Linked DNA regions of Homo sapiens: all the other regions are linked to region 1. The links are chromatin loops, found by intact Hi-C in ENCODE. Cell type or tissue: CD4-positive, alpha-beta T cell. All regions are shown on one strand. Each heading gives the region's core, and the rest is flanking DNA. Links, peaks and the distances in the headings are about the cores only. Region 1 overlaps USP34 (ubiquitin specific peptidase 34). Region 2 holds the start of LOC105374760 (a long non-coding RNA gene). Region 3 has its middle 120 kb from the start of XPO1.

Region 1 (9,249 bases), core at 910-5,909:
GATTCTCCTGCCTCAGCCTCCTGAGTAGCTGGGATTACAGGTGCCCACCATCACGCCTGGCTAGTTTTTGTATTTTGTAGAGAGGGAGTTTCACCATGATGGCCAGGCTGCTCTCGAACTCCTGATCATAAGTGATATGCCCGCCTCAGCCTCCCAAAGTGCTGGGATTACAGGTCAGATGCATTTCTAATACACTAACAATGAACAATTTAAAAAGGAAATATTAAAAAAAATCCATTTGCATCAGCATCAAAAAGAAAAATGAAACAAGGAGGAAAAGACTTGTTAACAATGAAAACTACAAAATGTTGCTAAAAGGAATTAAAGAAGATGTAAATAAATGGGAAGAAATCCCACATTCACTGGTTGGAAGACATTATATTGTTAAATATCGACACCACCCAAATTGATTTATGAATTAAAAGCAATCACTATCAAAATCCCCAGTGAGGCCCAACAGCTCACACCTCCGATCCTAGTGCTTTGGTAGGTTGAGGCAGGAAGACTGCTTGAGGCCAGGAATTCAAGACCAGCCTGGGCAACACAGCAAGGTACCATCTCTAAAAATATGTATATTTTTAAAAATTAGCCAGGCACGGTGGCACATGCCTATAGTTCTAGCTACTCAGGACACTAAGGATAACGTGGGAGAATGGCTTGAGTCCAGAAGTTCAACGCTATAGTGAGATATGATCATGCCACTGACTCCAGCATGAGTAACAGGGCAAGATCCTGTCTCTTAAAAAACAAACAACAAAATAAATAAAATAAATGTTCACAAGTTATGTGGAACTGGAACCATTGTGTACTCTTGCTGGGAATATAAAATGTTACAGCTGCTGTGGAAAACAGTATGACAGTTCCTTGAAAAATCAGAAACACAATTACCATATGATCCAGCAATCCCACTCGTGAGCATATATACTGAAATGAATTGAAAGCACCATCTCCAAGAGATCTTTGCTCTCTTGGACCTCTACTATACGGTGTATAAATATCCCATTGCTCCTAGGCTACAAACCTGTATGGCATGTAACTGTACTGAATACTCTAGGCAACCATAATACAATGTAAGTATTTGCATATCTAAACATATTTAAGTATAGAAAAGGTACAGTAAAAATTATAACCTTACGACCACTGTCCTACACTAGGTCCATCATTGACCAAAACATCGTTACTCGGTGCATGACTGTACTTGTACAATTCAACTGGTATGAGGTATTTAAAGTAGCCAAATTCACAGAAACAAAGGAGAAGGGTGGTTGCCCAGAAATGCGTTTCAGTTTTGTCACATGAAAAAGTTGTAGAGATTTGTTGCACGAGAATGTTAACATTTCTAACACTACTCAACTATATACATAAAAAATGATCAAGAAAAGAAATGTTTCGCTCATGTCTGTAATCCCAACACTTTGCGAGGCCAAGGCAAGAGGATCACTTGAGCCCAAGAGTTCAACACCAGCCCAGGCAACATGGCGAGACCCCCTCTCTATTTAAGAAAAAAAGACCAACAGTAAATTTTATGTTCTATATTTTTTTTTACCACAATTAAAAATTTTTGCAATTATTTTTTAAAGGAGTTCAGGAAATCCAAACTGTAGTTTAATGGAAGCCACTGAATTTTTTTTGAGAGGGAGTCTCACTCTGTCCGCCAGGGTAGAGTGCAATGGTGCAATATCGGCTCACTGCAACCTCCGCCTCCCAGGTTCAAGTGATTCTCCTGCTGAGTAGCTGGAATTACAGGCATGTACCACCACGCCCGGCTAATTTTTGTATTTTTAGTAGAGACAGGGTTTCACCACGTTGGCCAGGCTGGTCTCAAACTCCTGACCTCATGATCCACCTGCCTTGGCCTCCTGGGATTACAGGTGTGGCCCACTGCGCCCAGCTGCCACTGATTTTTTAGACTGAAAACAGGTGGGAGGCAGAGCAAGCATAGAAGGCTCCACTGATCATGCCCATGCCCCCGCCAACAAGGATACCAAATTAAGATCTACATAGAAAAAACACCTTCATAAAAAACAAAAATCAGGTGAGTACTCATAGTACCTGGTTTTAACTGAAACACCTTCATAAAAAACAAAAATCAGGTGAGTACTCATAGTACCTGGTTTTAACTGCGTATCACTGAAGGGAGAAACAACAGTCCTCAATTAGCAACTACGCACACTTCCTGTTCCCCCAGCCAGCAGCAAAAGGCCTGGTGCCTAGAGCCTCTCGGTGCTGAGGGAGGGACAACACAGCAACTGCAAGCCACTGAACTCAGTGCTGTCCTGTGAGAGCAGAAAAGAAAACCAGATCAAACCCAGGTGACTCCCACCCAGGGAGGGAGCATTTAAACCAGCCCTAAAGCGGAGGGCAACTGCCGATCCCAGGAGTCCCAACTTGAGTTCCCACCAGCCTCACCATGGAGGGCTACAGCACTCCATGTTTCCAAGTAAACTTTTTGGCAGTCTGAGCCGTAAGGACTACAACTCTTAACCGATTCTTAGTAATGAATGAACTGGGCACCAAGACAGTAGAGGTGGTGGGAAGGGGGACAGGAAGCAGGGAATGAGACATACTGAGACACCAGGCGGGGCAGCCAATGGAGTGCTGGCATCACCCCTTCCCCTCGACAGGCTGCACAGCTCAGGGCTCCAAGAAAGATGCCTTCCTTCTGTTTGAGGAGAGAAGGAAGAGTGGGGGGGACTCTCTTGCATCTTGGATACCAGCTCAGCCACAGCAAGACAGGGCACCGCTCAGAGTCATGAGGTCCCCTGTTCAGGGCCCTAACTCCCAGACATTTCTACACACACCCTGGGCCAGAAGACAGGAGCTGACAGCATTCATCACCTAACTGAGGAGCCCTTGGGCCCTGAATAACCAGTAGCGATATCCAAGTACTACATTGAGGGCCTCAGTTGAGCCTCTGAGACTTGCTGGCTTCAGTGAGATTCAGCACATTACCAGCTGTGGTGGCTATGGGGCAAAACTCCTACTTGAGAAAAGCTGAGGGAAAGAGTAAAGAGAACTTTGTCTTACAGCTTAGGTACCAGCACAAACACAGCAGGGTAGAGCACCAGTTGATTCTTGGGTGTCCCTAATTCTAAGACCTGACTCTTAAATGGCATTTCTGGACCTGCCCTGGGCCACAGGGGAGCCCACTGCCCTGAAGGGTGAGTCCCAGGTAACAGAGCGTTCATGACAAGCTGACTTCAGAGACACTGGGCCTTAGAGAAACATCGGTGAGTCTGGCAGTACCCCTTGTGGCCTGGGGGTGGCGGTGGCTACGAGGTGAGGTGGAAATGGGAAAAAGAGTGAGAAGTACCAGTCCTGTGGTTTGAATGCCAGCTCAGCCACAATACAAAAAGTATTGCTCTAGTATCTTAACTCCCAGACAACACTTCTGGACCCACCTGGGGTCTAGAGATCTTGCTGCCCTGAAGGAAGGATGCAGGTCTGGCTGGCTTTGCCAACTGCTGATTGCACAGCACCAGGGCCTTCAGCAAACATGGGAGGTAGCCAGAGTGCAGTTACAGCAGGCCTTGGGTGAGACCCAGCATAGTCCTAATTTCAAGACTGACCCAGCACAGTCATGGTGGCCACAGGGGTGCTTGTGTCACTCACTCCAACCCCAGCTTTAGGTGGCTCAGGACAGCGAGACCGTGTGTTTGGGAGAAAGTAAGGAAAGAGAACAAGAGTCTCCACCTGGTAATCCACAAATTATCCAGATCTTGTCCAAATCCATCAAGGTGGTACCTGTATGAGTCTGCAAGAACCACAGAATTACTGGGCTTGGGGTACCCCTAAAGCAGATACAGCTTAGATCACAATACCCAAGTTTTTTTCTTTTTGACATGGAGTTGCCCAGGCTGGAGTGCAGTGGCACGATCTCGGCTTACTGCAAGCTCTGCCTCCCAGGTTCACACCATTCTCCTGCCTCAGCCTCCCGAGTAGCTGGGACTACAGGTGCCCGCCACCACGCCCGGCTAATTTTTTTGTATTTTTAGTAGAGACAGGGTTTCACCATGTTAGCCAGGATAGTCTCGATCTCCTGACCTCGTGATCCACCCGCCTTGGCCTCCCAAAGTGCTGGGATTACAGGCATGAGCCACCGTGCCCGGCCCCAAGTTCTTTCAAATATCTAGAAAGCCTTCCCAAGAAGGACAGCTTCAAATAAGGCCAGACAGTGAAGACTACAATAAATACCTAACTCTTCAATGCCACTCAAGAACATCTACTAGCATCAACGCCATCCAGGAAAACATGACCTCACCAAATGAACTAAATAAGGCATCAGGGACCAATCCTGGAGAAACAGAGATATGTGACCTTTCAGATAAGGAATTCAAAATAGCCGTGTTGAGGAAACTCAAAGAAATTCAAGATAACACAGAAGGAATACAGAATTCTATCAGATAACTTTAACAAAGATTAAAACATGTAAGAAGACTCCAGCAGAAATTCTGGAGCTGAAAAACGCAATTGGCATACTAAAGAATGTATTAGTCTTTTGCAGCAGAATTGATGGCAGAGAAGTAAGAATTAGTGAGTTCAAACACAGACTATTTGAAAACACCCAAGTCAGGAGAAAAAAGAAAACGGAATTTCTAAAAATGAAGCATGCCTACGGGATCTAGAAAATAGCCTCAAAAGGGCAAATCTAAAGAGTTTTTGGTGGCCAGGCACAGTGGCTCACACCTGTAATCCCAGCACTTTGGATGGCTGAGGGAGGCAGATCACCTGAAGTCAGGAGTTTGAGACCAGCCTGGCCAACATGGTGAAACCCCGTCTCTACTAAAAACACAAAAAAACTAGCCGGGCATGGTGGCGTGTGCCTGTAGTCCCAGCTACTTGGGAGGCTGAGGCAGAAGAATCGCTTGAACCCGGGAGGCAGGGGTTGCAGTGAACCAAGATTGCGCCACTGCCCTCCAGCCTGAGCAACAAGAGCAAAACTCCGTCACAAAAAAAAAAAAAAAACTTCCAAATCTTAAACAAAGGCAAAAATGTTATTTCTGAGTATGAGTTTCTAATGATTCTCAAAAAAAAAAAAAAAAAGTGATCACCTTTGCAAATGTTAAATCAGTCATTGAAAACTGGTTAACAAAGGGAGAAATCAGCCATTCATCCTGACTTTCACGTAGAAATAGCAAATAAAAGTAATGAAACAGGTAATAAAAGCAAGTTTCTCCTGATACAGATAGTCCACCTAATCAAAGAAAAAAGTGACAGGATTAGTTTTGTAGCTGTTAATGTAATAAAAGCCTTAGGCAATGGCTGCTTGCTAACTATGACATTAAGTGGCACTCCAACCAACCCCATGGAAGAACACAACACAACCTATAAAACAGTCTTGCCAAGAAATTTAACCTGAATCTGATCAAGCCTCTAGATCTAGCAATAAAAGTATGGAAATACAAAAGACAAAGCATAATAATTACACAAGGATAAAATCTGCAAAATCCAGATGGGAAATCGTATGCACTAAGCAAGCCACGGAACGAGCAGTTTCTGCAACAAATAAAAAGAAAGAGGGGAACCTAGAAATTACAACAGACTTAGGAAAAAAATTAGCTATGCCGATTCAGAGGTAACTCCTAGGAAGTGAGGTTTGAAAATAAAGAGAGAAAAGAATTATGTATTGAAACAGTAACAATAACCAACAGAGATATCAATGGCTACAAACTACAGGGCAGCCAGAATTCACAGAATTAGTCCACACAGGTAGCCAACAAACAAAACACAAAGAGCAAAACAAAATAATAACTTTACTCACACTAGAAACAAACCAAATTTCCATTAGAGTGGATTGAGTTTAAAAATAAAAAAAATAAAATAAATAAAAAGGATGCGCTTTGGGAAGAAAAGGAGGGAGGATTGCTTAAGGCTAGGAGTTCTAGACCAGCCTGGGCAACAGTACAAGACACTATCTCTACTAAACAAATTTTAAAATTAGCTAGGTTTGGCCAGGCACAGTGGCTCACGCCTGTAATCCCAGCACTTTGGGAGGCCGAGGCAGGCGGATCACGAGGTCAGGAGATCGAGACCATCCTGGCTAACAAGGTGAAACCCCGTCTCTACTAAAAATACAAAAATTAAGCCAGGCATGGTGGTGGGCACCTGTAGTCCCAGCTACTTGGGAGGCTGAGGCAGGAGAATGGCATGAACCCAGGAGGCAGACCTTGCAGTGAGCCAAGATTGCACCACTGCACTCCAGCCTGGGCAACAGAGCGAGACTCCGTCTCAAAAAATAAAATAAGATAAAATAAAATAAAATTAGCTGGGTGTGGTAGCATGCACCTGTAGTCCTAGCTACCCAGGAGGCTGAGGTGAATGAGTTGCTTAAGCACAGGCAGTCGAGGTTGCAGTGAGCTATAATGGCACCACATGACAGGTAACAGGGCAAGACTACCTCAAAAAAAAAAAGTTATCATATATATGCCAACATACGGAATTCTATTCAGCAATAAAAAGAAACCGACTACTGATGCACCAACAAGCAACATGGATGACTTCTAACCGTATGCTAAGTAAAAAGAATACCAACCAGATGTAAGTAGTACATAAAGTTTATTTCTAGCTGGACACAGTGGCTCCTGCCTATAATCCCAGCACTTTGGGAGGCCGAGGCGGGCAGATCACCTGAGGTCAGGAGTTCGAGACCAGTCTGGCCAACATGGTGACACCCTGTCTCCACTAAAATTTTGTATTTGTAAAAGTACAAAAATTAGGCTGGGCGCGGTGGCTCACGCCTGTAATCCCAGCACTTTGGGAGGCCGAGGCGGGTGGATCACGAGGTCAGGAGATCGAGACCATCCTGGCTAACACGGTGAAACCCCCCGTCTCTACTAAAAATACAAAAAATTAGCCGCGCGTGGTGGTGGGCACCTGTAGTCCCAGCTACTCGAGAGGCTGAGGCAGGAGAATGGCGTGGACCCGAGAGGCGGAACTTTCAGTGAGCCAAGATCGTGCCACTGCACTCCCGCCTGGGCGACAGAGCGAGTCTTCGTCACAAAAAAAAAAAAAAAAGAAAAGAAAAAAAAAATACAAAAATTAGCCAGGCGTGCTGGCACATGCCCATAATCCCAGCTACTCAGTAGGCTGAGGCAGGAGAATCACTTGAACCCAGGAGGCAGAGGTTGCAATGAGCCAGGATCGTGCCATTGCACTCCGGCCTGGGTGGCAGAGCAAGACTGTCTCAAAAAATAATAATAATAAAATACATTTAAAAATAAAGCTTAGGTGACAAAGCACATCAGCAGTTACGACAATGCAGAGTTGGTGGTGGGGCTGATTACAAACAGGAATGAGGAATAACTGGGTGATGGAAATGTTCAATTGTGGTTCTTATATGAGTGTATACATTTGTCAAAATGAATAAACACATACCCTTACAATAGACTAACCTTATTGTATGTAAATTATATAACAATTTAGTTAATTTTTAAAATCAGCAATTCTAATAGGTCTCATGTGAATCTTGATTCAAATTGTGAAGGAAAAGGTAGAATTTTTTAAAACTGAGAATATAAGGGAAATTGAATGCTATTTCGTATTAAGAAATTACTCTTGGGAGACCGAGGCAAGAGATCCCTTGAGGCCAGGAGTTCAAGACCACCCTGGGCAACCCCTTCGCTACAAAAAATAAAATAATTAACTGGGCATGGTAGTGCAAGCCTGTAATCTCAGCTACTTGGGAGGCTGAGAAGAGAGGATCACTTGAGCCTGGGAGTTTGAGGCTCATAGTGAGCTATGATCGTGCGCCCCTGCACTGAAGCCTGGGCAACAAGACCCCTATTCTTTAAAAAAAGAAAAATAGAAAAGAAATGAAACGAAATGAAATGAAACGAAAACTAAAGAAATTTACACAACTAGACACTGGAAAGGTTAGAGAAGAGGAATGTAGGGAGAGATTGGTTAATGAACAGAGAATTATACCTAGCCAGGAGGAATACATTCTAGTGTTTTATAGTACTGCAGGATGACTATTTTTTTGTTTTTGTTGTTCTTTGGAGCTTTATCAGGTTTTTGTTTGTTTAGAGAAGAGATTTAGCTCTGTCACTCAGGCTGGAATGCAGTGGCACAATCACAGCTTACTGCAGCCTGGACCTCCTGGGCTCAAACAATCCACTTGCCTCAGCCTCCCAAGTAGCTGAGACTACAGGTGCATTTCACCACACTCAACTAATTATTAATTAAACTTTTTGTAGAGATGGAGTCTTGCTGTGTTGCCCACACTGGTCACTAACTCCTGGCCTCAAGTGATCCTTCTGCCTCAGCCACCCAAAGCACTGGGATTACAGACATGAGTCACTGATCCTGGCTTTAGGATTACTATAGTTAATAATCTGACATTTTAGCTAGCAGAGGCTGGCCGGGCGTGGTGGCTCACACCTGTAATCCCAGCACTCTGGGAGGCCAAGTGGGTGGAATACCTGAGGTTAGGAGTTCGAGACCAGCCTGGCCAATCTGGTGAAACCCCATCTCTACTAAAATTCAAAAACTTAGCCGGGCATGGTGTTAGGCGCCTGTAATCCCAGCTACTTGAGACCCGCGGCAGGAGAATCACTTGAACCCGGGAGGCGGAGGTTGCAGTGAGCTGAAATCGCACCACTGCATTCCAGCCTGGGCAACAAGAGCAAGACTCCATCTCAAAAAAATAAATAAATAAAAGATAAATAAATAGCAGAGAGGATTTTGAATGTTCCCAACACAAAGAATGATAAATGCTTGAGATAACAATAATTACCCCAATTTGATCATTACACATCATATAAAGGTATTGAAATAGCATGCTGTACCCTATAAATATGTATAAGAATTACGTATGAATTTAAAATAACAAAAAACAGACCATGGCCAGGGGTAGCAGCTCACGCCTGTAATCACAGCACTTTGGGAGGCCAAGGCAAGATTTGCTTGGGCCCAGGTGTTTGAGACCAGCCTGGGCAACTTAGACAGAACCCACCGTTTTTCAATTAAAAAAAAAAAATGGAATGTAGTGACATTTTCCTGTAATCCTAGCACTTTGAGTGGCCAAGGTGGGCAGATGGCTTGAATTCAGGCGTTCAAGACCAGCCTGGATAACATGGCAAAACCCCATCTCTACAAAAAAAAGACAAAAATTAGCTGGGCATAATATCCCGTACCTACAGTCTTAGCTACTCAGGAAGCTGAGGTGGGCAGACAGCTTGAGCCCCAGGAGGTCAAGGCTGCAGTGAACCAGGAGCATGCCACTGCACTCCAGCCTGGGTGACAGAGTGA
Region 2 (10,510 bases), core at 2,881-7,880, 370 kb after region 1:
TTTAGTAGAGGCAGGGTTTCACCATTTTGGCCAGGCTGATCTCGAACTCCTGACCTCAGGTGATCCACCCGCCCGCCTCAGCCTCCCAAAGTGCTGGGATTAGAGGCGTGAGCCACCGCACCCAGCTGTAAAAGGAGAGTCTTAAACATGCTTGTGGATTGAAAAGAAGGAGCCAGTGGAGACCAAGAGTGAAGATCACACAAGGAGAGGGGAAATCATAGTTAGGCCAAATTCTGGAGGAAGTTTCTAGGGGGTAGGATCATCAGTAAAGGGTGAAGTTATTTTTGGAAAGGAAGAGTGAGGATCAGAAAAATTTTCAGATTGGAAAAATGGAAGGTGATATCAAGTTCTTGGTTCCTTCATCAAAAGAGGAGATCACGTCTTCTGCTGAGATAAAGGAACCTCTGGGATCAAGAGCTCCGAGAGAGCAGAAAAAATTGGAAGAGCTACTGTGTGATATCACATAGACAATCAGATAAAGCAAAGAACACAATTCTCTCCAGCTAGGCTTAGCACCCTGGGAGAGTAAGCTGAGAAAGCAGACAGTGGAGCTTACCCAGGGGTGGGGATTGATAAGGCAGATATGAAAGATCAAGTGGGCAGAGGATTCTGAGATGCTAATGTAATTAAAGTGGCTGGGCATGAAGTCTAGACAGGGCACAAGGGCACCTGAAATTATAAGGAGTAATGAACTGAGAATATAAAAGGGCGGAACTTCCACAGCAACTATAATCTGTATGACACATCTCACGCTTTATTCATAAGCTCCCTTAGTATCATGAACTTTTTTAGCATGTATGCTTAGTTGCCCCAGTGAGATAATAAACTCAGGGTAATGACCTGAGTTCATACATTTTGTACCCTCTCAGAAGCTAGCAGTTTGCTTCATAAGGATTCATTTATTTGTTGAATCAATGAATAAAATCATTCTAGCATTGTGTGTGTATGTTCTACTGTTTTTTTCTTCCTTCACAATAAGCATCTGATTGAAGATAAAGATCTGCTCCTGTTAGATAGATAGTCAAAGTATTCCATCCCTGCCTCTAAGAGCCAGGGTTTCTGGATGTTTTTAAGAAGTATTATATAATTATTTAAAAAGGAAAAATACCCGATTGGCTAAAGACAATAAGCCTAATTATGCCTATGTGAAGCGACCTTGAAATAAACCTTTGGTGATTTCTTTTCAATCTGACAAAAACCAGAATAAAAGTGAAAAGGTTTAGAGGGAAATAGGAGACCAGCATTCTCCTGGAAAATCAGGGGAAGTGGAGGCCTCTATTTAGAGGAATCTTGCAGAAGCTTAGATCCACAGTGGGGGCTCTGAGAGGAGTGTCTGGTTTTTGAAGATTACTAGTACAAATGGCTCCTTAGCCTGAGTGGGCATCGATGTATCCTTTACCTGGCACACATTTTCTGTCATTCTGTAAAAAGTAGACCTGTTAAAGTCTATTAAGAAAAAATTGAAAATAAGTTTTTAAACTACTAGATAGAGTCATTGACTGTAATGATATATAGGTAGTCCTTCCAATTTTACCACCTGCTCTTCTATGTATTACACATTCACACCCCAAGCCACTTTTCACTCAGTTCAGGTTTTTCTATATCAGCTGATGAATTGATATTTTGAACTACAGTATGGTGATACAGCCAAAAGTTTCAGTTCAATTTTGGCAGTCACTAGCTTTGGTGATCAGTTTGTTTATGCAGTTATTTGAATGTTCGATTGCATTTTGCTCCTATTTTATTCATAAAATGAAGGGAAGTCAGCAGGCACAATGGCTCATGCCTGTAATCCCAGCACTTTGGTAGGCCAAGGCAGGTGGATCACCAGAGATCAGGAGTTCTAGACAAGACTGGCCAACATGGTGAAAACCTATCTCTACTAAAAATGCAAAAATTAGCCAGGTGTGGTGGCGGGCACCTGTAATCCCAGCTACTCAGCAGGCTGAGACAGGAAAATCGCTTGAACCTGAGAGGCGGAGGTTGCAGTGAGCTGAGGTCACACCACTGCATACTCCAGCCTGGGTGACAGAGGGAGACTCTGTCTAAAAAAAAAAAAAAAGAAAAAGAAAAGAAAGAAAGTAAAAACGAAAAACCGAAGGGCTGATACCAATGATGGCAAGTTTAGTTTTCATACACTTAGTATGATTGAGATAGAAATCATTTTACTATTAAAAAGAAACAGAATTCAGCTACAATCAGATGCTGATTTTCCTCATTGAAAAGGAAAAAAAAAAATCATTAGAAGAACACATACAAAGTGCTGGGATTAAATTACCAAAACCTGTACCTGAAACTGAGGTGTAATGAGAAATTTTATGCTGGGCACAGTGACTCACACCTGTAATCCCAGCACTTCGGTAGGCTGAGTCAGGAAGACCGTGTGAGCTCAGGAGTTGGAGAGCAGCCTGGGCGACATGGTGAAAACCTGTCTCTACAAAAAAAATACAAAAACTAGCTGAGCATGGTGGCGTGAGCCTGTATTCCCAGCTGCTTGAGAGACTGAGTGGGAGGATGGCTTGAGCCCTTTCGGAGGTTGCAGTGAGCCAAGATCACGTCACTGCACTCCAGCCTGGGCGACAGAGTCTCAAAAACCCATCTTAAAAAAAAAGAAATTGAACCCTCAAGGCTACTTCCAAACACAATGCCTTAATCATATTCAAGAGAATAACGATTTTTGCATGTTGGCACAACAGAGATTTCCATAATGTAACTTTAGACAGCTGTTTTCTCTTAATTAGTTTAGTAGGCCAAATATAAAAGAGTTTGTTTATGCAAACATTTTACAAGAAGTTGTGAAATCATGACACTGTGTTGTTGTGTGATTGATAAGGTCTTTATGCATTTATTTTGAAGCACAAAAGACTACATAAGTGGATGTCACAATGGGCAACTTCTTTTCTTCAGTGCCTCCATCAAATGCATAGAAAAGAGGCATGTTCAGCAAACCTGGATATTTCCATAGAGATGTAGGGCAGAAAATGCCAGGATAAATTTTACAAATCAACTAAACTGATAGTGCCATAAATAAGAACGGAGAAATGAAAATTACATATTTCTCAAGTCTCATACCAAATGCAAATGATGCTTTTTAAGTGCTTTAAAGACATCCCACTGGAAAATAGATCATGGTTTTATTTGCCTTCTTCCAATTAGAAAGATTGCTGCTTCATTCTGTATGTTGGTCCCCAGAGAGCTTACAATGGTGAGAGCATGGAAGGCAAAAGAATAGTCATCATCTGGAAAGCAGCTCAAAGTAGATGTTGTACAATGGAGCTCAGGCAAGTTCACAGCATCGTAGGTAAAGGAACAGGCTTTACTGGGAAACTTATAAGCTGGGGGTCTGCAAGAGAAGGCATGGGTGATATGCTGGTACCAGGGCTGTTACAGTAGGTAGCTAGTGAGGTATGGGCAGGGCAGGAAAGGGCTGCCCTCACACACACACCAGGAGTGTCCACGGACCATCAGGTGATGGTCAGGCAATTGTTAACTGTCTTTCTAAAGTAATAATTGGTCACAGCCCCCGCCAGGGAAAGGCAGTCTCCTAATAACTAGAAAATGCTTGGCCGGGCCTGATGACTATAATCCCAGTTACTTGGGAGGTTGAGGCAGAAGAATCACTTGAACCCAGGAGGTGGAGGTTGCAGTGAGTTGAGATGGTGCCACTACACTCCAGCCTGGGCAGCAGAGCGAGATTCCGTCTCAAAAAAAAAAAAAAAAAAAAAGAAAGAAAGAAAGAAAGAAAAGAAAAGAAAATGCCTGAAGGCTGGGCCTGGTGGCTCACGCCTATAATCCCAGCACTTTGGGAGGCTGAGGTGGATGGATCACTTGAGCCCACGAGTTCAAGACCAGCCTGGGCAACATGCCGAAATCCCGTCTCTACAAAAAATACAAAAATTAGCCGGAAATGGTGATACACACCTATAATCCCAGCTACTTGGGAGGCTGAGGTGGGAGGATTGCTTGAGCCTGGGAGGCCAAGGTTACAGTGAGCCGAGATGGCACCACTGCACTCCAGGCTGGGTGACAGAGTGAGACCCTGCCAAAAAAAAAAAAAAAAGAAAGATAAGGAAAAGGAAAGGAAAGGAAAAGAAAGAAACTGGTGATCAGCAGCTTCTCGCTAAGATCTCAGGAGTGGGAAGAAATAACATAAGACCCTGGAAGCATGCCAACACATAAAACCCCAAGTCAAGAGTTTAAACAGGCCGGGCACAGTGGCTCACGCCTGTAATCCGAGCACTTTGGGAGGCCGAGGCGGGCGGATCACGAGGTCAGGAGATCGAGACCACCCTGGCTAACACAGTGAAACCCCATCTCTACTAAAAAAATACAAAAAAAAAAAAAATTAGCCAGGCGTGGTGGCAGGCACCTGTAGTCCCAGCTACTCAGGAGGCTGAGGCAGGAGAATAGCATGAACCACGGAGGCAGAGCTTGCAGTGAGCGGAGATCACGCCACTGTACTCCAGCCTGGGTGACAGAGGGAGACTCCGTCTCAAAAAGAAAAGAGTTTAAACAGTGCACTTGGTCTCTCAAGTCGCCTGCTTGGCCCTCTTCCAAGTGTACTTTCCTTCCTTTAGTTCCTGCTCTAAAGCTTAATAAACTTTCACTCCTGCTCTAAAACTTACAACAATCTCTCCTTCGGCCTTATGACCCTCATTAGAATTCTTTTCACCTGAGAAGGCAAGAATTTCTTCTGCAAAGACAAGCAGATGTTGTACAACGGAGCTCAGGCAAAGTCACAGCACTGTAGATGCAGACCTGCAGGGAACTACCACCACTAACAGAGTGTTCTGTTGGACAGGTCATAGTGAGCATTCCAATGAAGGCACATTCCTCCCTTTTTGTTCTCTCTTTTTCAAGACCAAAACTTGAACATTCTTATCCGTGGGGTCCACATAGACAATGTGGCATCAGGCTGTCTGGATGTAGATGCCAAGAGTCAGGAGTTATCTGAGAAGGCCAGTTGCCTCTTATCTGGAAGTCTTGGGTGCCCACTGGAAGTTGCAGCCCTTCCAGCGGGGAGGGAGAAAGTCATGGGAAGCTGAGTTTGAAAGAAACAGGAAGGCACTGGGTTACAGCTCTTTCCTCATCCTGGAAGCCCAGAGTCATCTTCAGACTCTACTGTTTCACCACTGGCACTGGTCAGTGGCATCATCTTTAATATAAAAAGCCATAAAGGGTCCCAGTGTGATGGCTGATGCCTGTAATCCCAGCACTTTGGGAGAGCGAAGCAGGAGAGAATCACTGGAGCTCAGGAGCCGGAGACCAGCCTGGGCACCATGGCGAGACCTCCATCTCTATAAAAAAAAAATAAATAAAAAGTTAGCTGGGGTGCTGGAGGGCGCCTGTAATCCCAGCTACTCGGAGATTATCTTACCACTGCACCCCAGCCTAGGCAACAGAGTGAGACCCTATCTCAAAAAAAAAAAAAAGTCATAAAATTTAGGATTCTATTTCTATGAGCATTTTAAGATGCCTTCTTCTTGTTCGCAGCTCCTAGCACCTTTTATTTTATTCTAGTTTAAGCAAAATTTAAATATTTTTAAGGTTGGCGGTTAAAATAACGAGGTCAGGAGTTCCAGACCAGCCTGGCCAATATGGTGAAACCCCGTCTCTACTAAAAATACAAAAATTAGCTGGGAGTGGTGGCGGGTGCCTGTAATCCCAGCTACTCGGGAGGCTGAGGCAGAAGAATCGCTTGAACCCGGGAGGCAGAGGTTGCAGTGAGCCGAGATCATGCCACTGCACTCCAGCCTGGGCGACAGAGAGAGACTTCGTCTAAGGAAAAAAAAAAAAATGTAAATATTTGTGCCTTCTGTCCTCTTTGGAGGCTGACACTAACTCATTGCCACCTGCTGGAGAAGAGAAGACGTGCAGCCAGACACCTGCCGCCTTGTCAGGCCTGTGTCGCCGCCTCCGCAGCCCGAAATCATCCTGCCCTCCAAGGCACCGCCCTGATGCTCCAGGTGAAGGCTGAAGAATGGTATGTGCGGTGGGCTCGGGCAGAGGCGGGTCCTCGCCCTTTCCATTCGTGTGAAGTGTGGTGTGTGTGACCTGCACCCATCCCTTTACTGTTGGGGGTGGGCACCCCGGCGAGCCGCAAAACAGCAGGCGGACTCCCCTACTGGAGAGAAGCCGGGGAAGTGCAATGGTAAGAGAAGCGGCGGCCACACCTGCTGCTGTGAGGATCTGAGCAGGGTTGGTTTTCTGTTTGTGCGCGCGCGCGCGCGTGTGTGTGTGTGTGTGTGTGTGTGTGTGTGTTTTAATTATACTTTAAGTTCTGGGATACATGTGCGGAACCTGCAGGTTTGTTACATAGGTATACATGTCCCATGGTGGTTTGCTGCACCCATCAACCAGTCATCTACATTAGGTATTTGTCCTGATGCTATCCCTCCCCTAGACCCCACCCCCGGACAGGCCCCGGTGTGTGATGTTCCCCTCCCTGTGTCCATGTGTTCTTATTGTTCAACTCCTGCATATGAGTGAGAACCTGTGGTGTTTGGTTTTCTGTTCTTGTGTTAGTTTGCTGAGAATGATTGTTTCCAGCTTCATCCATGTCCCTGCAAAGGACATGAATTCATCCTTTTTTACAGCTGCTGTTTTTTTGTTTCGTTTTGTTCTGTTTTGTTTTTTGAGATGGAGTCTCGCTCTGTCGCCCAGGCTGGAGTACAGTGATGCGATCTCAGCTCACTGCAACCTCCGCCTTCAGGGTGCAAGCGATTCTCCTACCTCAGCCTCCCAAGAAGCTGGGATTACAGGCTCCCGCCACCACGCCCAGCTAATTTTTTTTTTTTTTTTTGTAGAAGCAGGGTCTTACTTTGTTGCCGAGGCTGGTCTTGAACTCCTGGCGGGGGTACTCCGCCTGCCTCAGCCTCCCAAAGTGCTGGGATTACAGGCGTGAGCCACGGTGCCCAGCCTGGAGCAGCTTTGCTGTGTTTCTATAGCGTGTGAACAGGTGAAGTTTACTTATTTAGACTAATGTCATATGACCCTAGGAATAAAAATTAGAGAAAGCAATTTGCAAGCCTGCTCTTATAGGTATAAAATTAGGCCTATAAGCAAGAGATTTGAAAACTCGTTCACCACAGACCACTGACATTTTTCATGGCTCCAAGAAAGTATTTAGATGTATTAAATACCTAAGTTGTTTGTTTCAAGAATATCACTAGGGCTGCTGGCCGTGGTGGCTCACGCCTGTAATCCCAGCACTTTGGGAGGCTAAAGTGGGTGGTTCACTCGAGGTCAGGAGTTAAGAGGCCAGCCTGGCCAATATGGCAAAACCCTGTCTCTACTAAAAACACAAAAATTACGTGGTGGCTGCGCATCTGTAATCCCAGCTACTCGGGAGGCTGAAGCAGGAGAATCACTTGAACCTGGAGTTGGAGGTTGCAGTAGGGGAACCTGCTCAGGGAAATTGTTTTTCAAATCCATCCACTTCTTTTCTTCCCAACTGAGTCCTAGTTCAGGGAACCACACTCTCTCCCATGGATCTGCCTCTCCCTACCCTGAGGGGTCTCTGCTTCCAGGCTTGCCAGCATCTGAGCCATTTGACAGCAACTAGAATGATCATTATAAAATGCAGATCTGAGTATGTCTTTGCCCTGCTTGAAAATCCTTCAATGGCTTGGTGTGGTAGTGCACACCTGTAATCCCTACTATTTGGGAGGATGAGGTGGGAGGATGGCTTGAGCCCAGGAGTTGGAGGCTGCAGTGAGCTATGATTGCCACTGCACTCCAGCCTGGGTGACAGAGTGAGGACCTGTCTAAAAGAGAAAGAAAGAGACAGAGAGCGTGAAAGAGAGGTGGGAAGGGCAGGGAGAAGAAAGAAAGGGGGAGAGAGAGACAGAAAGATGAGAGAAAGAAACAAAGAGAGGGAGGGAGGGAGAGAGGGAGAGAGGGAGGGAGGGAGGGAGGAAGGGAGGAAAGAGGGAAGGAAGGAAGAAAGAGGAAGGGAAAGAAAAGGAATAGAAGGAAGGGATCCTGTCATTGTTATGGAGTCCAAACCCTCTAATAAGTTTATGGGGTCACTCTGGGGCTGGCCCAGCCTCTTCTTTTAACCTGGTGCTTGTGCCATGCGGCCTCCCTTTCTCAAGCACTATCACTTCTGGGCCTTCATACACACCCCCTTCCCTCATGCAGTCACTTTTGGAGGAAAAGGTTTTTTTTTCCTTTTTCAGGCCTCAGCTTCCTTTTGGAAGAGGCCCCTAGTCTCCCTGAGACTGGCTGGGTTCTGCTTCACTCTCACAGCCCAGCCCAGCGTAGCCCAGTCCCACGGACCATTCACAGCCCATGAGAAGTTGGGTCCTCTCTCCATCCCCTTACACTTCAGGCTCCCTGAGGGCAGGACCGGGTCTTGTTGACTTTTGTATCCCAGTGTCTAGTGGGCCTGGTCCATAATAGGTGTTTAGAAACTAGGAACCTGTGGCCGGGCGCGGTAGCTCACGCCTGTAATCCCAGTACTTTGGGAGGCCGAGGCGGGTGGATCACCTGAGGTCAGGAGTTCGAGACCAGCCTCAACATGGAGAAACCCCATCTCTACTAAAAAAAAAAATACAAAATTAGCCAGGTGTGGTGGTGCATGCCTGTAATCCCAGCTACTCGGGAGGCTGAGGCAGGAGAATTGCTTGAACCTGGGAGGTGGAGGTTGCGGTGAGCCAAGATTGCGCCATTGCATTCCAGCCTGGGCAACAAGAGCAAAAAACTCCGTCTCAAAAAAAAAAAAAAAAAAGAAAAAAAAGAAAAAGAAACTAGGAACCTGTTCATCAGTGAGAACACATGGACACAGGGAGGGGAACAACACACACTGGGGCGTGTGGGGGGCGCTGGGAGAGGGAGGGGCTTAATACCTAGGCGATGGGTTGATGGGTGCCGCAAACCACCATGGCACACATTTACCTATGTAACAAACCTGCATGTTCTGCACATGTATCCCAGAACCTAAAATTAAATTTAAAAAAAAATATAACCCATTCATGTTGCATGAATAAGTGAAGTGGCATATTTGAAACATTTTTAATTCCCAAGAAAAAATGTGTGTGCTATCAATTTTATGGACTAAATTAGAATCAAATTCTTTAAAAGTAGGTTTTCTGATAAAGCAGAAATTCCCAATTTACTGTCATGGTTTGATTTAAAAAAAAAAAACTGATGTGAGAAATGAAATTAAAATTTCGGCCAGGTGTGGTGGCTCATGCTTGTAATCCCAGCACTTTAGGAGGGCAAGGCAGGAGGATCACTTGAGCCCAGGAATTTGAGACCAGCCAGGGCAAAATAGCGAGATCTTGTCTCTACAAAAAATAAAAAATAAAATAAAATGTTCCCCCAAATCTGTTATAAATGAGATAAGACTCATGAGAATCATTCAACTCTTTCTTTTCTTAGACCTGACTTTCTCAATAGAATATATATTACTTAACAATGAGAGTTTTTACGAGACTAAAGTACTATTCTGAAAAATAGGCTGGGCGCGGTGGCTCACGCCTGTAATCCCAGCACTTTGCGAGGCCGACGCAGGGGGATCACGAAGTCACGAGATCGAGACCATCCTGGCTAACACGGTGAAACCCCGTCTCTACTAAAAATACAAAAAAAGTTAGCCAGGCATGGTGGCGGGCGCCTGCAGTCCCAGCTACTTGGGAGGCTGAGGCAGGAGAATGGCATGAACCCGGGAGGCGGAGCTTGCAGTGAGCCGAGATCGCGCCACTGCACTCCAGCCTGGGCGACAGAGCCAGACTCCGTCTCAAAAAAAAAGAAAGAAAGAAAGAAAGAAAAATAAGTGTGACTTTGCACTGATTAAATTTGGCCATAGTTAATTAATCCATAATATTTGATATGGTTTGGCTGTGTCCCCACCGAAATCTCATCTTGAATTGTAGTTCCCATAATCCCCACGTGTGATGGGAGGGACCCAGTGGGAGATAATTGAATCACGGGGGTGGTTAGTCCATGCTGCTGTTCTTGTGATAGTGAGTGAGTTCTCATGAGATCTGATGGTTTTATAAGGGGCTTTTCCCAATTTGCTCAGCACTGCTCTTTCCTGCTGCCATGTGAAGAAGGATGTATTTGCTTCCCCTTCCACCATGATGGTAAGTTTCCTGAGGCCTCCCCAGCCATGCGGAAGTGTGAGTCAATTAAACTTCTTTCCTTTTGTAATTACCCAGTCTTGGGCAGTCCCTTATAGCAGCATGAGAATGGACTAATACAATATTCTTTCCTATTAAGGAAAACTTTATTTGAATAAAGTTGTAGAACACTTTTTTTTTTTTTTTTTAAGGAGTCTAAAAGCAGGGCAAGTTTAAATTCTGGACCTCCAAACCAGATTTCAGAAAGACTTAATTGTGCCAAAATGATCTTATTGTTAACAGGGGTTGTTTGTCCCTTCATTCTAGGGGCTCTCAAACACATCAAAGCCTGCTAAGTCTCCAATTCTCCCTGTGAAGCAAGACACCCCTGTGTTCAGTGGCATTTGGCAAGGATCCTGAGGTCACAGCCTGGTTTTGTGATGTGG
Region 3 (10,510 bases), core at 2,323-7,322, 230 kb after region 1:
GGAGATTGGGTCTTGCTATGTGGCCCAGGCTGATCTCAAACTCCTGACCTCTAGGGATTCTCCTGCCCTGGCCTCCCAAAGTGCTGGAATTACAGACATGAGCCACTGTGACTGGCCAGACCCTCGCTGTTAACAAGGTGATGAAAGTTGAGACAATTAATACAAACTTCCCTGAGAGACCGCATGATGGGACAAAGAGACACTTCGTGTTACGTGCTCCTGGCCAGCTTGCTAGCCGCCAGGTGCAAGCCTAACAATTTGTGTCTCCTGGCTGGCAGAGATTAGAGAGAATATCCTCACTGGTCACAAAGCCAAGCTCTCAAGGCATAAAACAATTCAAAAGAAACACACAAAAGATACAGACAAGGAAAACAAGGACTATTCCAGGGAGGCTGTGGATCAATAACCAATGGGTAGCCAGAACTAAATTCACAAGAGTCACACTTCAAAGAGCCAATTCTTACAAACGGTTTTCTCCTGCCAATCCAGATTTAGAAAAGAAGGGACAAGGAAAACTTTTACCTTTCTCTCTCAACTGCGCACTACAGAGATCCAGGAGAGCTGACTTTGATAAGAATTCCTACCTCTTTCAGCTTTTGTCAGGTGTCTTGGGATCTCATCTGCAGGCTCCAGAGTGAGTAGGGTGGCCCCCAACATTTGAGGATTACATCCTCATTGCCTGAAAGTATAGGAGTGGAAAAATTCCACCTCCATCTTCTTAGGGTTCCAGCTGGGTCCAAGAATTAAATTGACGTAACATAGATTAACAGAAGAAAAACATAATATTGTACTCTTACATGGCATGGGAGCCCTCATAAAGAAATAAAGACCTAAAGAAACAGTCAGTTACAGGCCAGGCGTGGTGGCTCACACCTGTAATCCCAGCACTTTGGGAGGCCAAGTCAGGTGGATCACTTGAGCCCAGGAGTTTGAGACCATCCTGGGCAACATGCTGAAACCCCCGTCTCTACAAAAAAAAAAAAAAAAAAAAAAGCAAAAATTAGCCAGGTGTGGTGGTGCATGCCTGTAGTCCCAGCTACTAGAGAGGCTGAGGTGGAAGGATTGCTTGTGCCCAGGAGGTCAAGGCTGCAGTGAGCTGTATTTGTGCCACTGCACTCCAGCCTGGGTGACAGAGTGAGAGCCTGTCACAAAAATAAATAATAAAAAAGAAAAAGAAACAGCCAGTTACTTACATACTGAATTCAACAAAGAGTAATAAACTGTGAAAATGTCATAAGACACAGGGGTTTCAGCTAGGGTAGTTAATTGGGTAGAGAAGGAGTTAGGAAGTTAAGAGTTAGCTTAACAAGTTTTGTTTGTGTGGAATTCCTTCAGCCTCAACTTTGTTGTCATTGATGATGAGGCTGTTGTATCTTTCTAGAATAGAGAGGATGTCTTCCACACGGAATTTCATTTTCTGCTTTTAAGATCACAAAGGTCAAGATGACCTTCTTACACCTGTTGTTTTTTAAGTGTCTTTAACTTATATAATCAATATGCCAGAATAGCGTGGTTTTTGTTTGTTTGTTTTGAGATGGAGTCTCGCTCTGTCACCCAGGCTGGAGTGCAGTGGTGCAATCTTGGCTCACTGCAACTTCTACCTCCTGGGTTCAAGAGATTCTCCTGCCTCAGCCTCCTGAGTAGCTGGGATTATGGGCGCCCGCCACCACGCCTGGCTAATTTTTGTATTTTTAGTAGAGATGGGGTTTCACCATGTTGGCCAGGCTGGCCTCAAACTCCTGACCTCAAGTGATTCACCTGCCTTAGCCTCCCAAAGTGCTGGAATTACAGGCCTGAGCCATTGTGCCAGGCCTAGAATAGCGTGGTTTTTTTTTGTTTTCTTTTTTTTTGAGATGGAGTTTTGCTCTTGTTGCCCAGGCTGGAGTGCAATGGTGCAGTCTCGGCTCACTGCAACCTCTGCCTCCCAGGTTCAAGCAATTCTCCTGCCTCAGCCTCCCAAGTAGCTGAGATTACAGGCATGCACCACCACACCTGGCTAATTTTTTGTGTTTAGTAGAGACAAGGTTTCACCATGTTGGTCAGTCTGGTCTCGAACTCCTGACCTCAAGTGATCCACCCACCTCGGCCTCCCAAAGTGCTGGGATTACTAGCGTGCAGCACCGCACTGAATAGCGTATTTTAACCACTTCAGTTGGAATATATAAAGTGTAACTTAAGACTTGCTTATACACTTTATATATGTCGTGGTTCTTGTGACATCTATTATTGGCCTGTGCAAAGGGCTTTTTTTTTCTTTTGTAACTATGGATAAATTACCTAACTCTGTGTGGGAAATAATAGTACCTATATTAAGGGTTGTTGTAAGGATTAAAAGTGGGAAAGATTAAGTTGAGGTAGATTTAGTATAATTCAGTTATGTATTTTTTCCATTTATTAGTTTTTAAAGTTATAAAAACAAGTTAACAAATCAATATACTGTTCTTTATTATCTAATTTACAGTAATGCAATGTCATGAGTAGCCAAATTATAAACTATTTATAGAGCAAGGAATATAGTACAAATAATGACATTCCTTTGGTAAAATGTATCTATATGCAAGTATCAAACTCTGAGGAAATCAGACATAGAACCATTACTTTAATTTAATTTAATTTTATCTTGAGATAAGACCTTGCTCTGTCACCCAGGTTGGAGTGCAGTGGTGTGATCATAGCTCACTGCAGCCTCAATTTCCTGGCCTCCAGTGATCCTCCTGCCTCAGCTTCCCAAGTAGCTGGGTCTACAGGTGAGTGCCACCATGCTCAACTAATTTCTAAATGTTTTTTGTAGAGACATGCATGATATCACTATGTTGTCCTCAGCTCAAACAATCCTCCTGCCTTGTCTCCCCAAAGTGGTAGGATTATAGGCATGAGCCACCTCGCCCAGCCAGTTTCATTAGATATCATGAGAAAACTTTTCTTACGGATTTAATGAAAACATATAAATAAGCTGCAAAAATGAATTGATCTGGCAAGTAACATAGAATTGTGTTTTCGTTAGTGGGAAATAGACAATATTAAATAAAATGAGATAATAAAGATAAGAATTGACAAATATTGGAATGTTTTAAAATTTTATTTTGTTCTGCAAATGGAGTATGAATAGTTTATCATATGATTTGATACAAATATTTTATAACTACCTTGTTGAAAAACACACACCACATTTGAAAGAAATCATGTAAAAGTTTTATTGGTTTCTTTTAGCTAGTGTGTCATGAAAAGTTTGGTGATCCTAAAAACATATTTTAGTTACATTTAAGATAATCAGCTGGTTGTGGTGGCTCACGCCTGTAATCACAGCACTTTGGGAGACCAAGGTGGGAGGATGGCTTGACCCCAGAAGTTCGAGATCAGCTTGGACAACTGGTGAAACCTCATCTCTACAAAAAATAGAAAAATTAGCCTGGCATGGTGGGGCGTGCCTGTAGTCTCACCAACTAGGGAGGCTGAAGTGGGAGAATTGCTTGAGCTGGGAGGTCAATGCTGCAGTGAGCTTTGATCATGCCACTCCACTCCAGCCTGGGTCACAGTGAGATCCTGTTTCAAAAATAAGTAAGTAGGCCAGGTGTGGTGGCTCACACCAGTAATCCCGGCACTTTGGGAGGCCAAGGTGTGTAGATCACCTGAGGCCAGGAGTTCCAGACCAGCCTGGCCAACATGGTGAAACCTCATCTTTAAAAATAAATAAATAAAAGTAAATAAATAAATTAAAATAATTAACTGCTTTGGCCATTCCAACATATTTCATTCCTGCTAATGATGTGAGTTTGAGATGAGTATTGAGAATAGCTGAAAATTACTATGTATATACAGTGTTTTTGTGTTTTTTTTTTTTTTTTGAAACAGAGTCTTGCTCTGTTGCCAGGCTGGAGTGCAGTGGCACAATCTCAGCTCACTGCAACCTCCGCCTCCCGGATTCAAGCGATTCTCCTGCCTCAGCCTCCCGAGTAGCTGGGATTACAAGTGCCCGCCACCACGCCCAGCTAATTTTTGTATTTTTAGTAGAGGCAGGGTTTCACTATGTTGGCCAGGATGGTCTCAATCTCTTGACGTCATGATCTGCCTGCCTTGCTCTCCCAAAATGCTGGGATTACAGGTGTGAGCCACTGCACCTGGCTGAAAATTTACTATATTTATATATGTAAAAGAGCTATTTTTTAGCATTTTTTAAACAGATGCTCTCTTTGCTTTGCTTTCTTAAGATCAAGGCATTTGCCAATAATTCTTAGAGGATGGAAAAGGTCTTACTCCCACCACCCCACTTACCATATATTTTATTCATGAAGACCATAACAACAAGAGCCAAAATACCCCATTCCTAAAGCCAAGTTTCACTCTTTTTTTTTTTTTTTTTTTTTTTTTAGATGGAGTCTCGTTGTGTAGCCCAGGCTGGAGTGCAGTGGCGCTATCTCAGCTCACTGCAAGCTCCGCCTCCCGGGTTCACGCCATTCTCCTGCCTCAGCCTCCCGAGTAGCTGGGACTACAGGCGCCCGCCACCACGCCCGGCTAATTTTTTATATTTTTAGTAGAGACGGGGTTTCACCGTGTTAGCCAGGATGGTCTCGATCTCCTGACCTCGTGATCCGCCCACCTCGGCCTCCCACAGTGCTGGGATTAGAGGCGTGAGCCACCGCGCCCGGCCTTCACTCTTAACAGAAGTATGTGAAAGATAGAAAAAGACTGGTTCCTTTTTGATTGTTGAAGATTTCACCTTCGTCTGATGTCTTGGTGGGTATTTATCTGATGGTGCCATAAAATAAGATTTCAGGTGAAGAACGGGTATGCTTTCGTTTTTGAAAAGTTGGAGAAGAGCTATTGTGAACATGGGTGCTTTCCCAAGCAGGCTGATTTTAGGAAAGAGAATACATTGAAGTTGAGGATCAGATTTCCACAAAGCTATCTATAATTGAGCACCTCTTGGAAAGCATTTTGTACTCCCAACAGCATGGGAATCCCCAGTTTGAAGACCACTGGGGTAGACTCAAAAATGGCTAACCATGCCTTAAGAAAATATTGCCATCTAGTGGCAACTACTCAAGACATAGGCATAAAGACCTAAATGGTCCCTTGACCCTTTGAAGGACACCTCTGTGTGATTCAGCCACAAGGAGCAAAATATCTCATATTTATATTGTACGTTTACTTAACATTACTCTTTCTATATATATTGTGTTATCTAATATTCCAAGCAAGCCCTTAAGATGCACATGCTCTTTCCTGTTATAGATGAGGCATTTGAGGAACACAGAGAGTAATTTATCCAAGATCATATTTCCATTTATTTATTCCAGATCCATTTATCAGGCACTATTACATGACTGGCATTATTCTAGGCTTGAAGAAGGGGCATGGGTTATGGGTGAACTGAAAGATGACTAAGACACATGTCCTTATGTCATTCACAATCTAATGGGGACACAAAACTATGAATGGGGCAATCAGGACTTGTATCTTGGACTGCTAATGTGTATCAGTGTCCTCACTGTACCATGGTACAGTAAACATAAATGTCAGACTGGTGCTCGAGTGATCCTGGGAGTCCTTGCAGTCACATGAAGCCAGTATCAGAGGAGTGTGGTGTCCAAGCAAAATGAGTCACTGAATTAAAATGTCATTTGAACAGAGTGCCTGCCCTTCCCTCCCCTTCTAATCTGTTGCTTGTAATTTGCTGTTGGCTTGGAAACCCAATAAGGAAATTTATTAAAAGAGTATTTAAGATGAAAGAAAATTATCTGAATGAAAATCCCAGAAGCTCCCCGATGAGTGTTGTATATGAGCTTTGGAGCATAAACTTGACTTCTGCTTTGGCCATTCTTGGGACTTTCTTAAGATGGCCTGTCTCTGAGCTGAGGCCAGGTAGCTGAGTTAGGCAGTGAGCTGTGAGTGGGCAGTGTTATGTTCGAATCGATAATCGTGCTGTAACGGGCACAACATGTTAGGAAAGACCCACATTCTCAAGACATGTTGGCCTCCCCAGCCTCACCTTCAGGATCTTTCCCAACTCTGTGCACTGCAGAAATTGATGTTCTTTCTGTTTTTTGAACATTCCAAGTTCTTGCCTAACTCAGGCCTTTGTAATATTTCTCCTTCTCCTTTACTCTTCACATGCCTGGCTCTTTATCTTTCAGGATTCAGCTTAAATGTCACCTTTTTAGAAAGCCCCTCATCGACTGCTCTACCACATTAATACAGGGTCCTGCACCTAATCTATATGCTCTGCCAATACCTTGTTGTATCCTAAAAATGTCCTATTGACATTTTTCTATGCTAACTGAAACTGAAGCACTTAACCCCTTCTAACTAATACTATTTTGTCTACATCTTTATTGGTCTATCTCCCTCCACCAGAAAGTAAGCCTTGTGAGGACAGGGGTTGTGTCTATTTGGCTCATTTCTGTATCCCTACCACCTAGAAGAGACTTGGCATGTGGTAGGCCCTCAGTAAATATCAGTGAATGAATTGAATGAACACTCTTTCCCTCTTTGTCTCAGTGGCCATTCTCAGTAAATGCAGCCAGACGGCCAGACTGGCCTGGTTTTCTTAAATAGATTCTGACAGTTTTACTTGGCAGCTCATGAAGCAGGACTGCTGTGTGCCTTTGTTCCAGGAAATGGACTTCAAGTCACCTTCCCAGGGCCCAAGCTTCTTTGGGACAGGAAATCAGGCATTGATTAGGTACATAAAGTTGGGGCTTCCTAAGTCTACACCGCCATATCTTTGGTTAACTCTGGGTAAGAGGTCATAGTTCTGTTAGCTCTCCTCCATTCCTAACCACAACTGCACCTCTGTAAGGAGCCGGTTCTCTGGCCTTTGTGCCACAGATCACTGCAGCAGGGTGGCCCTGGGGCGAGTGGAGCTTCCCTCACTCATCCTTCCCTGCTTCTGGATAAACAATGCCAAGTTCATCATGCCCTGCTGGTATTAAGTCAAGAGTGGATGTCTTGTGAAAAGAACCATATGTCTCCTGTGAAGGGCTGAAAATGGACTGTTGAGAACCAATTTCCAGTGAGAGCCATGGGACCTAGGAAGAACCAAGGTCACTGAGCTCAGGGACTTTGGGAGACATCCATGAAGGTCCAGTTCATATGCAGTACTACTCTAAACATAGCAATGAAGAATCCCTGCCCTCTTAGAGGGAGGGGTGGGGCTGAATACTTCCCTTGCTAAGGAGCTATCAGTCAGCATCCTATCCCTGCCTCCAGAGCAGCCAGTCTTGCTGGGATTATGGCCTGCAGCCTCCAGTCTCCACTGCTTCACTTTCTGTTCACTTCTTCTAAACTCACTACCTTTCCAAATTCAATGCATACTCTCTCTTCCTCACTTACTGCAATCCACTTTTGAGTTCGTTGGATGGGGTAAGTACTTCCCACCCCAGGTCTTTGCACACTTTGGATGGAATAAATATTTCCCGTGTTTTTGCACACACTGTTCTGCCTCTACCTCCATAAAAAGGCACTTCTCCTCAATTAACATTGTTCTACCACCTTGTGGCTTCTGTTTTCACCTGTTAAGCAACCCAAACTGCATTTGCCAATGAATCAAAGGTGTATCTGTTTCTAAATGTGTGGATGCGTGTAGGGAGAACTGATGTTTTGTGAATGTTATCCTATCCAAGAGCATGGGAGACCTTCCCATTTGTTCCAAGTTTTTGCTGTGTTCCTGAGGAAAATTTTAAAGTTTTCATCATATAGACCTTGTACAATTCTTGGCAAGTCTATTCCTAGGAATTTTTAAATTTTTATTTTTGAGACAGGGTCTCACTGTGTTGCCCAAGCTGGAGCAGTGGCATGATCATGGCTCACTGCAGCCTCAACCTCCTGGACTCAAGCGATCCTCCCACCTCAGCCTCCTGAGTAGCTGGGACTATAGGGATGCACCACCACGACCCGCTAATTTTTGTATTTTTTTTTGTAGAGACGGGGTTTCACTATGTTGCCCAGGCTGGTCTTGAACTCTGGGCTCAAGTGATCTGCCCACCTCAACCTTACAAAATGCTGGGATTATAGTCATGAGCCACCATGCCTGGTCTGGGAATTTACGTTTTTTGTTGCTATTAAAAATAGTGTCTTTCCCCCACTATATCTAATTGATTGCTATTTGCATACATAAAAGATAATTGGTTTATAGACATTAATAGAATATTTGTTTTGTTTATAGTGGATTTTATATTTGATTCTGTTGGGTTTTCTAGATATATAATAATAGAATCTATGTAAATAGCGATACTTTATAACTTTTTTCCAGTTTTGATACCATGAGTTCTCTTCTCTTGTCTAACTGCATTGACTAACACATCTAGAAAGATGTTAAATAACATGGTGATAGTGGGCATCCTGTCTTGTTCCTAAGTTTAGTGAGAATGCTTCCCTTGCTTCCCCCTTAGGCATAAAGCTGAGTTTTTGGTTGTGCATTAATATGTTGAGTCTGTCCATATCTATCTTCACTGCTGTCATCTTAGTTCAAGACACCATGATCTTTCACCTGGACTACTGTAATAGCTCCCTAGTTTTCATTTTCTTTTCTTTTCTTTTCTTTTTTTTTTTTTTTGAGACGGAGTCTCGCTCTGTTGCCCAGGCTGCAGGGCAGTGGTGTGATCTCAGCTCACTGCAACCTCCGCCTCCCGGGTTCAAGCAGTTCTCCTGCTTCAGCCTCCCGAGTGGCTGGGATTACAGGCAAGTGCCACCACACCCAGCTAATTTTTGTAGTTTTAGTAGAGATGGGGTTTCACCATGTTGGCCAGGATGGGCTCGATCTCTTGACTTCATGATCCGCCCACCTTGGCCTCCCAAACATCTGGGATTACAGGCGTTTGCCACTGTGCCTGGCCTCATTTTCATTCTTGTTCTTTCCAGTTTATTCTCCACATAACAGCTGGAGTTTTCATAAAAATGAAAATGTGATCATGTTGTTTCTCTCTTACAACTTTCCAGTGGCTTCTCATTTCTTGTCGGAGAAAGTCTAAAATCCTTAATGCGATCCACAGGCCCTGCATGATTTGACCTCCACGTGCATTTCCAGCTTCATTGTGTACCCTCTCTTGCTCACTTCCCACAGTCCAGCTCACAAAGGCCTTTCAGTTCCTTGAGCGTGATAAGTTTCTCCCACCTCCAGACTTGGCACGCGCAAAAGTTCTTTCTCTATCTCTCTGCTTAGCTAACCTCATCCTACTTAACCTTTGCATTTCAGCTTCTTACTCACTTCCTCAGGAAGACCTTCCCTAACACCTCAGACAAGGTGTTATATATTCTCATTGCACCTTCTTCTTTTCTTTTATAGTCCTTTTCACCACGGCATGCTTAAATATAACCATTTATACCATTTTTTAAAATTGCCTGTCCTGCTGGATTGTGAATTGGTCTAGTACCTGGTACATAGTCAATTCTCAAGAACTATTCATTAAATACATTAATATAAAGTATTATAATATATTGAGGACAGAAGAACTGCATTCCTGGGGTGTTTTTTGTTTGTTTTATTTATTTATTTTTTTTAAAAGGAGTCTTGCTCTGTGGCCCAGGCTGGAGTGCAGTGGCGTGAGCTTGGCTTACTGCAAGCTCCGCCTTCTGGGTTCAAGCGATTCTCTTGCTTCAGCCTCCTGAGTAGCTGGGATTACGGGCACGTGCCACCATGCCCGGCTAATTTTTGAATTTTTATTAGAGATGGGGTTTCTCCATGTTGGCCAGGCTGGTCTTGAACTCCTTACCTTAAGTGATCCACCTACCTTGGCCTCCCAAAGTGCTGGGATTACAGGCATGAGCCACTGCACCCAGCCACATTCTTGAGTTTTTATATAAAAAATCTCAAGTTCTGTGACTGCACAATCATGAGTGAGTGGTGTCTTTGCAGGGGAAATATGAAATGATACCAAAGCAAACAGATTAGAAAATGGGCACATATTATTACATCAGATAATAAAGTATTTGACATTATCTACTGAGGTCATGTCAAAAGGACTCCAGAGCTAACCTGAAGATGCTCCCATTGGCCAAAGATGGAACAAGCTGTATAATAAGTGCAATAGATAGAGACATATCAAGTATGTTTATCTTACAATGATATCAAGCAAATTCAAACTCAGAGTTAACCTTCTGGAGGATGGTGGGGAACTAGCTTATTCTTTTGAAAACTGGCAAAAAAGAGAAAAAATCAAGCATTTATTTTGCCTTTCCTACATTAACTTTACCTCCATGTAACTGAATAGTTAATGAGGGAAATTGACTTTTTAAAGGATGCATTCCAGGTAATAAATGAAGAAAAATGATAGAATTAAATCAGCACAGTTTTGCAACCTAGATTGCATTAACAGATCTAGCCAATGATTATCAATAACTGATGACATCATTATCTGGTACTTTAACTGAATAGAAGTATACGATACAATGTATAAAATGTCTTGTAAGAAAAGAAAAAGTGAAACCTGAATCTGATCAAGACTCTAGGTCTAACTCCCATTTACAGAAAATAAAGGAGACAGAGGAACATGTTGTTTTATACCACAGGGAT

What was found. Hi-C counts contacts between places; a loop is a spot of excess contacts. Peaks named below come from ENCODE experiments on the same cell type or tissue, not always from the same donor. Only the 100,000 strongest peaks of a DNase experiment are listed, where the experiment ranks them.
Region 2: a loop joins it to region 1, with 9 times the contacts of the local background. A loop is called at or near these places in 6 of 110 quality-filtered maps.
Region 3: it touches region 1 in a loop (9-fold over the local background); 11 of 110 quality-filtered maps call a loop at or near these places.

Annotation. Positions count from the first base shown.
Region 1 is chr2:61,423,217-61,432,465 of GRCh38, forward strand. All of the region lies in intron 1 of USP34 (ubiquitin specific peptidase 34), which reads right to left. Among named protein-coding and RNA genes, the nearest start is that of SNORA70B, 10 kb to the left of the region's middle. RefSeq lists enhancers at 1,956-2,633, 2,634-3,311, 3,312-3,989 and a silencer at 6,824-7,018. In CD4-positive, alpha-beta T cell, for the core only: a CTCF peak has its summit at 3,275 (motif pointing right); DNase peaks (open chromatin) are centred at 2,195 and 3,265; H3K27ac peaks cover 1,974 bases.
Region 2 is chr2:61,787,625-61,798,134 of GRCh38, forward strand. LOC105374760 (a long non-coding RNA gene) reads left to right here and starts at 5,869. Exons shown (of 2, transcript XR_940139.2): 1 at 5,869-5,983; 2 at 10,392-10,510. RefSeq lists an enhancer at 5,970-6,069 and a silencer at 6,003-6,206. In CD4-positive, alpha-beta T cell, for the core only: CTCF peaks have their summits at 5,872 (motif pointing left) and 6,090; a DNase peak (open chromatin) is centred at 5,877; H3K4me3 peaks cover 294 bases.
Region 3 is chr2:61,654,048-61,664,557 of GRCh38, forward strand. No RefSeq gene overlaps it. Among named protein-coding and RNA genes, the nearest start is that of XPO1, 120 kb to the left of the region's middle. In CD4-positive, alpha-beta T cell, for the core only: CTCF peaks have their summits at 5,005 (motif pointing left) and 5,205; no DNase peak of the experiment used is centred there.